Regions from separate parts of the Homo sapiens genome. Here region 2 is linked to region 1. A link is a contact called in ENCODE Hi-C or POLR2A ChIA-PET data. All regions are on one chromosome and are shown on one strand. Each heading gives the region's core, a stretch centred on a gene start or an enhancer-like site at or near the end of the contact. The rest is flanking DNA. Distances are from core to core; before and after follow the strand shown. Region 1 overlaps PPP1R14C (protein phosphatase 1 regulatory inhibitor subunit 14C). Region 2 overlaps PPP1R14C (protein phosphatase 1 regulatory inhibitor subunit 14C).

The links. A loop is a pair of places that touch in the nucleus more often than their neighbours do. ChIA-PET counts read pairs that join two places held with the same protein, here RNA polymerase II (POLR2A). Pooled maps may share reads with other maps.
Region 2: a loop to region 1 is called in a pooled map, with 2.4 times the contacts of the local background. The contact joins two enhancer-like sites. A Hi-C loop is called at or near these places in 1 of 168 maps with a recorded cell type or tissue (heart left ventricle) and 2 of 50 pooled maps. POLR2A ChIA-PET finds 5 or more read pairs at or near these places in 5 of 52 experiments (AG04449, BJ, H1 and 2 more).

Annotation. Positions count from the first base shown.
Region 1 is chr6:150,195,115-150,200,522 of GRCh38, reverse strand. The region is part of intron 1 of PPP1R14C (protein phosphatase 1 regulatory inhibitor subunit 14C); the gene reads right to left. Among named protein-coding and RNA genes, the nearest start is that of PPP1R14C, 55 kb to the right of the region's middle. RefSeq lists a silencer at 3,076-3,370. Within about 2 kb of position 3,387, at least 4 of the 41 ENCODE cell types and tissues checked have a DNase peak (open chromatin) inside an H3K27ac peak, as active enhancers do.
Region 2 is chr6:150,235,136-150,241,415 of GRCh38, reverse strand. The region is part of intron 3 of PPP1R14C (protein phosphatase 1 regulatory inhibitor subunit 14C); the gene reads right to left. Among named protein-coding and RNA genes, the nearest start is that of PPP1R14C, 95 kb to the right of the region's middle. Within about 2 kb of position 2,860, at least 10 of the 41 ENCODE cell types and tissues checked have a DNase peak (open chromatin) inside an H3K27ac peak, as active enhancers do.

The sequences.
Region 1 (5,408 bases), core at 2,138-4,637:
AGTGGAAAAGGAGCACTCCCCAGACTGAGAACAGGAGCTGGCTGGTTCACCTTAGGGTGAGGACAAACCTAAGTCTGCAGACTTGGTTAAGGAAGGGTTGGATGCAAGATCACAAGGGAGGGAGAAAAGGGAGCTGTCCCAGAGAGGCGAGTAATTCGGACCCCGGCACCATGAGGGGTAGCCGAGACTACTGCCAATCTCCAGGGCTCAAATAGAGTCTATTTAAAATCCTGTACTTCAGAAAGTTAACTGGTTTTTCATTGTACATCCTACAGGTATGTGTGTATGTGTGTGTTGTGTGTGTGTGTGTTGTGTACATGTGTGTGTATGTGTGTGTGTATATATATATATCCTATAAAAGCCCTCAAATATTAATATATCAACTGGTTTCAATAATGCTACCAAAAATGTAAGGTGTTCTTCAAGATTAATGTTAAAGAGTACCAAGGGGATTACACGAGGTGTGACAAAAATTAAAGTGTGAAGCACCCCAGGTGTAAGAAAGTGGAAATGACACAGAGTTACCTTCCTCGTTGTTTATTCCCCACTTGGAAAATCCATTTCCAGAGCGTATCTGACTTAGTCCATCTGCACTGCTCTAACAAAATACAAAAGGCTGGGTAATGTATAAAGAACAGATTTTTTTTTTTTTTAGAGACAGGCTCTCGCTCTGTCACCCAGGCTATAATACAGTGGCACAATCATAGCTCACTGTAACCTTGAACTCCTGGGCTCCAGCGATCCTCCTGCCTCAACCTACTGAGGAGCTAGAACTGCAGATGCGTGCCACTAAGCCTGGCTAATGTTAAAAATTTTGCAGAGATGGCATCTCACTATATTGCCCAGATTGGTCTTGAACTCCTGGGCTCAAGCAATTCTCCCACTTTAGCCTCCAAAGAGCTGGGATTACAGGTGTGAGACACCATGCCTGACCATGAACAGAAATTTTTTTCTTGGTTCTGGAGTCCAAGATGAAGAGGCTGGTGGGTTTATTGTGTGGTGAGGACTAGGTGTCTGCTTCCAAGATGATGCCTCCTTGCTGCACCCTCCAGAACACAGTGTCCTCACACAGATCAGAGGAAGGTGAAATGGAATGCTGCATGAAGCCTCTTTCACAGGGGCCTTGATCTCATTCATGAGGGAGGAGCTCTCAGAGCCTAATCACCTCTTAAAGGGCCACCTCTTAATATTATCATTTTAGCCATTAAATTTCAACACCTGAATTTTGGAGGGGACACATTCGAATGATAGCCGTGCCTCAGCTGAAAGCCTGTTCTTTTTCAAGTTATGATTCACATTCATAAAATACCTGCCCCAGAATCACCCCCATGAACTTGTAAAAATGCAGATTCCTGAGAACCCCCTCCAAAGCCACTGACCCGTCATATCTGAGTGAGGTATCACAAGTCACCATAGTTGGGAGCCACAGGCATTAGCCTCTGAGAGCCAGTGCTTCCAAAGGTGTTGAGTTTAAGTAAAGGATGCCATTCCATTATAGATGGTGACAATAAAAAAAAAAAAAGAAGAAGCCTACCACTTCTGTCTGGTCACTGATTTCTGCACATCTTTTGGAGAAAACAATCGTGCATGCTGTGCTTCCTGGCTATGTTACCCCTACTGCAGGCAGGGCACTGTGCTAGGTGCTGAGGATTCAAAGATCTGCAAGACGTAAGAACTACCACTTGGCAGGTAAGACAAAATCATCACAACTGATGATGAGCGAGGCAGATGGCTGCTACAGAAAGACACCCTTTTCCCTGGCTGTGGAAGCCAAGCTCAGCAGCATAAGTGCCAGCGGGGCTGCCCGGACTATGTCAGCGGCACCATTCCTCGGCCACTGCTCATCTTTGCTTCTCCTGAGCCCCTCTGAGAACAGATGGCATTGCTGAGGTCCCTCAGTGTTTCTCAGCACCTGCTGGCACCTCCATTGCAAACAAGACCGTCAAGAAAACCATCTTCCACAACTTTTGTAATCATCCAGGTCTTAACCCATAGAATGTGGCAAGACTGGTCAAAATGTCAAGGAATGGGACATTCTGGCAGGGGAACAAGCCATGCACACCCTCCCTCAGCAAGGGGCAGCTCTCCCCTCCCTGGAGAGGATGGTCACCTGACAACCACGCAGCCACAGCAGGGACACACAAAGCCGGGCATCCAGGCCCTCCTCCACCGTGGCGGCCAGGGGCACACAAAGCCGGGCATCCAGGCCCTCCTCCACCATGGCGGCCAGGGGCACACAAAGCCGGGCATCCAGGCCCTCCTCCACCGTGGCAGGCAGGGGCACACAAAGCCGGGCATCCAGGCCCTCCTCCACCGTGGCGGCCAGGGGCACACAAAGCCGGGCATCCAGGCCCTCCTCCACCGTGAAGGGCAGGGGCACACAAAGCCGGGCATCCAGGCCCTCCTCCACCGTGACGGGCAGGGGCACACAAAGCCGGGCATCCAGGCCCTCCTCCACCGTGGCGGCCAGGGGCACACAAAGCTGGGCATCCAGGCCCTCCTCCACCATGAAGGGCAGGGGCACACAAAGCCGGGCATCCAGGCCCTCCTCCACCGTGACGGGCAGGGGCACACAAAGCCGGGCATCCAGGCCCTCCTCCACCGTGGCAGGCAGGGGCACACAAAGCTGGGCATCCAGGCCCTCCTCCACTGTGGCGGGCAGGGGCACACAAAGCCGGGCATCCAGGCCCTCCTCCACCGTGAAGGGCAGGGGCACACAAAGCCGGGCATCCAGGCCCTCCTCCACCGTGGCGGCCAGGGGCACACAAAGCCGGGCATCCAGGCCCTCCTCCACCGTGGCGGCCAGGGGCACACAAAGCCGGGCATCCAGGCCCTCCTCCACCGTGGCGGGCAGGGACACAGATGTCATGGCCAGATTGCCTCCACATTGGAAAACAGGAGGTGCTTTCTCTCCACCCCGCTACAGCAACCTGGATACCCACCACCAGCCTTCCCACGGCAGCCTGGAAATCAGCAATGTGCCAATCTTAAAGCATCCCATTAGCTTTTACGCCACCTGTTCCCTTCTCACTAATCTCACCGACCCCAGGCCGGCAGCGAATATTCAGTTCAACTCAAACATTTCTTACCTCTCCATGCAAGACAGGTGCCCTCTGGAGCCAGAGCTCTGAGGCCACCTCCAGGGAGTGACTGCGGTGGGTAAGAGGCCCACAGTTTAACTTCCTAGACCAACGACAGTGGCTAGAAAGTCCAGCTGTTCCCATGAATTGGACCTGTGGCAGGTGCAGGGAAGTGCCGCAGGCGGGAGCAGAGCCTCTCACACTGGGCTCCTCCCTTAGTTCTTTCCTCTTCCACAGACTCCCTCATCCCCCACCTCTGGGAGGCCTGAGGTAGGCAGGGGCAGAGACAATCCTTGTAACCTTCTCCAGTCCTTCAACAGAGACTCCAGCCAGTTCCCAAACTCGGGATCTATAGAGGTGCAGCAAGCAGCAGCTGGAGCCTGAGGGGAGGGTGGAAGGTTGTGTTTACTGGAGGGAGGGAGAAGGGAGGACAAGTACATTCCAGCCTTCCTGAGACCCAGGAAGTTCTTGGCATCTTCTGCAAATGCCATTGGCACTGATTAGGCTAGATTTTCACCTTTACAACAACAGCTTTGTAGCTTAGACTCCAGACAAGTAGTGTAGAATAAAATTCCAATTAATTTTAAAAACTCCAACTGTGTTATTCTGACTCGGCCATGAAGTAAGTTTCCACTGAGGCAGTAAATTGTTGTCTCATCTACCTCTGCTGCTTCTGCTACTAGAACAGACACTCAAATCAGATCACAAGTCACAGCAGATGGACAGGGAGAAGGAGAGGCCATGCTTTAATTTTAACAAATGAAGTGATTGAAACACATCTTTACTTTTCAAAGGAAAAACGGTGGCAAATACTAATGGGACAAGTTCTTTATGCTGATCTATGTTTCCATTCCCAGAAAGAGGTGTTAAATGGTACATGATTAAATGGTTAAGCCTCTCCCCAGAGCTTTATTTTCTCCTGAGCAGGGAACAATTTGGATTGAGGAGAACATACTCAAAACAACCTTAGAGATTCAAAAAAAAAAAAAGTCCTTAGAAGAGAAACTAGATTCAAGAATTGGATGCCTTGCTACTACTTCTGCTAAATATTGACATAAAAGAAAGGAGAAACAGAATGTCTCACACCTAGTGGGCGGTCCATAATTATCTGCTGAGTGACTGACTGAATGATTTACTTTGAGTCCCAGTGGCTCTGAACCAGCAAGCTTACACAGATGCTATAAAGGCAAGCAGGGCTGAAGATTTATTGTTGCCCAGTTGCCCTCAATGACCATAAATCTTTGCCAGTTTCTAGGCTGTTCCAGGCAGTACAGCTAGAAGCTCAGAAGGCTTAACAACAGTGTATTGCAATGACTTCCTTTGGAAGGCCCCATTGATGCTCCTATTTATAGAAAGGGGTGAGAGGTCTAGCAGAACTACGGTTTTAGTCTCTCTGACACAAGAGAGGAGAATCCCAGTCCCCCACTCACTGAGACAGGTTCTTCAGCCCAGACAGCGACCAAGCTGCAGAGTGGCAGGTCTTCAGTCCTTGGACACAGCAGAAGATGGGCAAGGGGCATTCAGGCCAATCACTGCCCATGACCTGACACTGCCTTAGAACTGGGAGTTTCCTGTCCTCTGGCCTCCCATAGCTCTGTGGTCCTAGGCATATTAAAACCCATCAAGAATGGGCACAGTGTCTCAGTTTGGGAAGATGAGAAAGTTCGGGAGATGAATGGTGGGGATGGTTGCAAAAAAAAATAGTAAATGTACTTAATGTAGCTGACCTGTACACTTAAAAATGGCTAAAATGTTAAATTTTATATTATGTGTATTTTACAACAATAAAAAAACAAAACAAGGGGCTGAGCATGGTGGTTCATGCCTGTAATCCCAGCATTTTGGGAGGCCAAGGTGGGCAGATCACTTTCAGCTCAAGACCAGCCTGGGCAACATGGTGAAACCCCATCTGTATAAACATACAAAAATTAGCCAGGCATGGTGGTGGGTGCCTGTAGTTCCAGCTACTCAGGAGGCTGAGGTGGGAGGATAGCTTGAGCCCAGGAGGCAGAGGTTGCAGTGAGCCGAGATAGCACCACTGCTTTCTAGCCTGGGCAATAGCGACACTCTATCTCAAAAACAAAACATGTCAATCCAGATGTGTATCAGTTGTCTCCACTAGCAAACTAAGAGCTCCTTGAGGGCAGGAACTGCATTTCATTTATTTTTTTAGCCCCCATGTATAACATGGTATCCACACACACACATATACTGCAATTTGTTATTGAGTGAATAAACCGGAGCTCTCTGCCATGTAAAATGCTTAGGCTTAAAACTACCATAAAACTCATTTTCTGAAATGTTCAAGTTAAGAATAAGAGTAACCCA
Region 2 (6,280 bases), core at 1,611-4,110, 41 kb before region 1:
GCAACTCCCAGAACTCAGGGAAACACTTATATTTACTTATTACATTAATAAAGGATGTGATAAAGGATACAGATGAACAGCAGATGAAGAGACACACAGGTCAGGGCTTGAGGGAAGGAGCATGGAGCTCTCGTGCCCTCTCTGGGCCCCTCTCCCAGCACATACATATGCTCAGCAACCCAGAAGCTCTCTGAACCCCACAGTTCTTCAGGGATTTTTATGTGGGCTTTATCATATAGGCATGATCAATTATTAACCCTATGTCCAGCCCCCTTCCTCTTTTTGGAGGATGGGGGTAGGGCTGAAAGTTCCAAGTTTCTAACTGTGGCTTGGTCTTTCTGGTGACCAGCACCCACTTAGGTGCCCACCAAGACATGCCTCATTAGAACAAAAGACACTCCTATCACCCAGGAAATTCCAACAGATTAGGAGATCTGGGTCAAGAACTGCGGTCAAAGATGAAATATTATAACAAAAGATGTACATAGCAACTGATTGCTCAGGAAATTGTAAGAGTTTTAGGAGTTCTGTGCCAAGGACCTGGAGCAGAGAGCAAATATGTATTTCTTATTATATTACAATGTTAAGGCAGGAGAATAGGGTCTGGAGGCAGGGAAACTAAGGCTGGTTTGCACAGACTGACTAGAAGTGAATCAAAAGGAAAACCCTAACTTTCCACACTCAGGTAACAAAAGGATCAGAGGCTGTTCTCTTTCCAACCCTCCTCACTTTCTGCATTGCAGATGAAAAATGGAAAGTACTTCTGATAGGTCCTCTCCCGCAAACAATCAGACTGGTCACAGGCCTAGCCTTCATCTGCACAGGGGTGTAACTTTGAAAATTCACTTCAGCCTCTGATTGGTCACCTTCTGCAACCAATCAGACTGGTTGCAGGCCACTACTTCATTTACATAGGGTCTAACCAAGTAACCAATGGGAAACCCCTAGAGGTTTCTGTAACCAGCACTCTTGAGCCACTTGCTCCAGCCCACTCCCAGTCTGTGGGGCGTACCTTCGTTTCAGCAAATCTGTGCTTTCATTGCTTCATTCTTTCATTGCTTTGTGTGTTTTGTCCAATTCTTTGTTCAAAACGCGAAGAACCTGGACATTCTCCACTGGTAACAATATCAGGCCTATTTCAACTAAGTTGTTGGATTTACTGGCACAAGCTTGTGCATAATATCTATAGAATCTGTAGTGATGTCACCTCTCTCATTCCTAATGTTAGTAATGTGTCTTCTCTCCTTATTTCCATTTATCATTATGGCTACAAGTTTATCAATTGTATTGACCTTTTCAAAGAATCGGCTTTTGTTTCACTGATTTTCTTTATTGGTTTTCTTTTTTTTATCTTCTTTTTTTGAGATGGAGTCTCACTCTGTCACCCAGGCTGGAGTGCAGTGGCACAATCTCGGCTCACTGCAACCTTCACCTCCCAGGTTCAAGTGATTCTCCTCCCTCAGCCTCCCGAGTAGCTGGGATTACAGGCATGCACCACCACGCCCAGCTAATTTTTTATATTTTTTGTAGAGACGGGGTTTCACCATGTTGGCCAGGCTGGTCTTAAACTCCTGACCCCAAGTGATCCACCCGCCTTGGCCTCCCAAAGTGCTGGGATTACAGGCGTGTAATTACACTGTGCCCAGCATGTTTTTCTGTTTTCTATTTCACTGATTTCTGCTTTTATCTTTATTATTTCCTTTCTCCACCTTGCTTTGGGTTTAATTTGCTCTTCTTTTCCTGGTTCCTAAGGTGGAAGCTCAGGCCATTGCTTTGAGACCTTTCCTGATGCAGACATTTACTGCTATATGTTCCCCCACCCCCAGCAGCACTAAGCATTGCTTTAGTGGCATCTCACACATTTTGATATGATGGGCTTTTATTTTCATTCAGTTTAAAATAGCTTCTAATTTCCCTTTTAATTTCTTCTTTGGACTGTGGGTTAGAAATGTGTCATTTAGTTTCTAAGGATTTGGAGATTTTCCAGATAATCTTTCTGTTACTTATTTCTAATGTAATTCCACTGTAATCAAAGAACACACTTTGTATGGCTTGAATCTTTTTAAATTTGAAAATTGCTTTCTGTCCCAGAATATGTCTGTCTTCATAAAAGTTCTGTGTACATCTTATTAAAAACCAGGCTGCCTCCAAGCTGATGTTTCACCACTACCTTTATACAGCCTCCTCCCATGTAACTTGTACGTATATTGGACATGCTGAAAGAAAGGATGAACACGAGTGTTCCCCTGTTGCAGGATATTCAAGTGAAAATGATATGTTATTTAAGGCAATTCTTTAACCACAACAGACATGATCTTTTGCAATATTCTAAAAAGGGAATCCATTCTTTTTTGAAGTTTCAGTCCCTGGCTAATAGGATGGGTGAGGATCAATGAGGAACTCCCTGGTGGATGTGGTTTCTGTATGGGGATCTGACACTGCTTACGCTCGACCGCCAAAAAAAAAAGAAGGAAACCCTGATTGAAGGCCTCCTCTATGTGGCCTCTTTACATGGTCCCGTATTTAATCCAATGTAGTAGAGGTTTTACAGTTCAAAAATACTGATATTCTAGTTCATTACAAGTCACTGCCTACGATCACCAAGCAAATGTTTGAATCCAGGCTTCTTGATGCCAACTGAATTTGATAAGTATGTACTGAGCCCATGCTCTAATCTAAGTAGAGTCTATGCCAGACTCTACTCAAGTGCTGAGATGCAGAGCAGAAGGTGGCAGAGGCCCTGCCTTCCAGGAGCTCCCAGGCCAGCTGGGAAAGAAGACACAGAAACACAGGCCCTGCCAACATATGGCATGAGCTGCAGCTGGGGGTGAACGGGTGCCCTGCGGGCAAAGGACAGCCCCTGTCAGGCCAGTTCAGGCTCCTCCCATGCTGCCTCCCACAGCCAAAGACTGGAGAAGGCAGCCAGAGCTCTGAGAGGCCTCGAAAGACCTCTGTGTTCACTGAAAGGCCACAGAATCCGGAAATGACTGCTCTGGAAGGGCCAGCTCCCTCCCTTTCCTTCCTCCCACCCTCTCCTCTCTCCTTCCCCCATCACTCCTTCCGGGGAAATTTTTATTAACTGACTGCCTCTCCACCAGTTTCTAAGATCTGGCCATTCTAGTTTCCTAGCAGTTGAAATACAATTTCAGCTAACTGCCATAATTTTTAAAAGACAAACAAACATTTGCCTTGACCTAGCTTTCAAGACAAGCAGTATCTATTTTCTACACTGCCTCAGTAGCTTTTGTCCAAATATGTCTCAAAATACTACCTAAGAGATCCTGGGTCCACACCTTAGAATCTACCTCTCAGCAGAAGCATTCTCTGTGGGCTGTTGTGCTCAGCCCTGGGCAGGGACAGAACAGCAGGTGGACAAATTGTCGCATGTACTGCTTGTGATGAGGCTGGGGCCGTGTGTCCTGAGGACTATGGATCGTATAATGATGCAAGAAGGAGAGAAACAGAAGAAAAAGGTTTGGCTTACAAATATAGAAGAACCCTTTGAAACAGATGCCTAAAAAAAACCTAATGGGCTTGTTCCTGCCAGAAAGGAGTCACCCAATACATACCACACATGGTAAGAAGCAGTGTAGCCACATGCCTACGAGAGGGACTCTAGAGTCAGATGACTTGGGTTCAAATCCTTCTGCACCACTTAGAAATGAATCATTTTCTCCATGCCTCAGTTTTCCTCACCTATAAATAGGAGCAATGACAATAAGACCTCACCTCAAGGATGCTGTAAGGATTAAATGATGAGATGAATTACTGTATGTTACATGTTTGGAAAAGTGCTTAAAGAGTAGTAAGTGCTGTACAAGTGCTTGATACTGTCATCATCGTTATCATCATCATCATCAGACTACACTGAACTTTCCAGTCTACAAATTCAAATCAAGAATATGCTACTCTGGGCCAGGCATGGTGGCTCACGCCTGTAATCCCAGCACTGTGGGAGGCCGAGGCAAGCAGATCACCTGAGGTTGGGAGTTCGAGACCATCGTGACCAATATGGTGAAACCCTGTCTCTACTAAAAACACAAAATTAGCAGGGCATGGTGGCACATGCCTGTAATCCCAGCTACTCCGGAGGCTGAAGCAGGAGAATCACTTGAACCCAGGAGGTGGAGGTTGCAGTGAGCTGAGATCACACCATTGCACTCCAGCCTGGGTAACAGAGCAACACTCCGTTTCAAACAACAAAAAAAAAGAATATGCTACTCTGACCACACTAAGAAAAATGTAGCTTATATCCCCCCTGCCCCACCCCCGCCCATTTTCGCCATGGGAAAGGTTTGACATTGAAGACAGAGGAGAAGTATGTTGTGTGACACCAAGTGAGACCATGGGTGCTCAGGCTGGGGCATGGATGTCAGGCTGGGCGCAGCACACATGTGTTTCTTCTGAGGAAGCTGTCAGTGTTCCACCAGTGTTTCTCCCTCAGTGATGGTCAGTTTTCCCAGCTTAGACAACAGAGACTCTAACCGCTGAGAAAATCCACAGCAGGCTCTCCGTCCTGCCTGGCCAAGGGCCACAGTCCCTGTAGCTCCTTCCTCAGATTCCTGCCTGGGACCGCTCCTCCCCACAGCCTGAGCAACAGCCCAGGACCAAAATCAGCCACTCCAGAGCCACCCAGACTGTGCGACCTCCCGTCTCAAGGGACTACAAAGGAGATCGTATTTATTCTTCACATCATGAAGTGCTAGAATTGCACTTGAAAACATTCCTTAGGTGGCATTTCCCAACAGCTCCCTCCTGGCTAAACACACACACGCGCACACACACACACACACACACACACAGTGGCACCAACCACCTCCCTCCGCTTTCAGCTCCTCCTCCTCATGCTGGCTCCTCTGAGTCTTTGGATGTGGCCGCTGTCACACTGCAGGTGAAGTTTTACCCTCTCACGGAAAACAATGAAAAGGTCCTGTCTTCAGTAAACTCCTGGGCCCCTACCTCTCATCTCAGTCCTGGGCACTATTTTGGGATCTGAGAATGCACCGCATGGACCTTTTTAATGCATTCACTCACCCGAGACTATTCTTTCCTATGTGTGTGCATTTCTAGTTTGCTTGGCACAGTACCGTGCTCTCGCGGGTACTGAGTATCTGTCAGGGACTCAGATACAGCACATACTTACTGGGCACCTTTCATGTGACAGCCACTCTGTTTATTTTCACATACTGTCTCATTTGATCATTACAAGTATTATAAACCAGGCTCACAAGGGTTTAGCGGTTTGTCTGAGGTCACACAGCAGCTCAATGGTCAGACCAAGATTCAAACCGTAGGTTAATATAAAGGCCAAAGGGACCTGGGATGATCACCACCCTGGGGTGGAGGGCACAATTCCCTTTGCACCATGCTGCCTGGGGTGAGAAGTCTTTATTATTAAGCAACCGGGTTAGGTAATTATAGTCTAATTACAAACTAAACTAAAATGACCAAAAATGTGTTATGATAAACACAACAATCCTTTCATTTTCCAGTATGGGAGGAGGGACGAAAGACATGCAAAGGTCAGTGTCCACAGCTAGACTGGAAATTCTCCCCTGAGTACGACGAACCTTTTCCTCCAGTTCTGCCCGTAGCCTCTTCCCAAGGGGACAATAAAAATCTCCAGAGCCCTCAGTATCTCCCTCCTATTCTAGCTGTCTTATAAATTAGAAAAGAAGAATTTAAGAAGGAGGCAAAGCAGGGAAAAAAAGAAGAAAGAGGAGGGGAAGGAGGAAAGGAAGAATAGAGTGCGTGGAATGCTGACTTTTCTGCCCACTGAAATTCTACCCAGGCAGCCCTCAGAATCATCAAGACTCTCCTCATTGGCACGTCCAGTGCCCCCAGCCAGGTCCCTTGACACTGCTAAGGACCCCTATTTTTCCTTTTCTCTTTAAGTTATCAACTTCATTGAGGAATAAGTTAAGAACAATAAACTGCATCTATTTCAAGTGTATCACTGATCAGTGGTGACAATTGGTTACACCCAGGAAACCACCATGACTATCAAGATGCAGCACATTTCCGTCAGCTGGGTGTAGTGCCTCACACCTGCAATCCCAGCATTTTGGGAGGCTGAGGCAGAAGGATCACTTGAGGCCAGGAATTCGAGACCAGCCCAGGTAATAAAGCGAGATCCCATCTCTACAAAAAATTTAAAACATTGGCTGGGTGTGGTGGTGCGCACCTATAGTCCTAGCTACTCAGGAGACTGAGGCAGGAGGATCATTTGAGCCCAAGGATTTCGAGGCTGCAGTGAGCTATGATCGTGCTCCTGCACTCC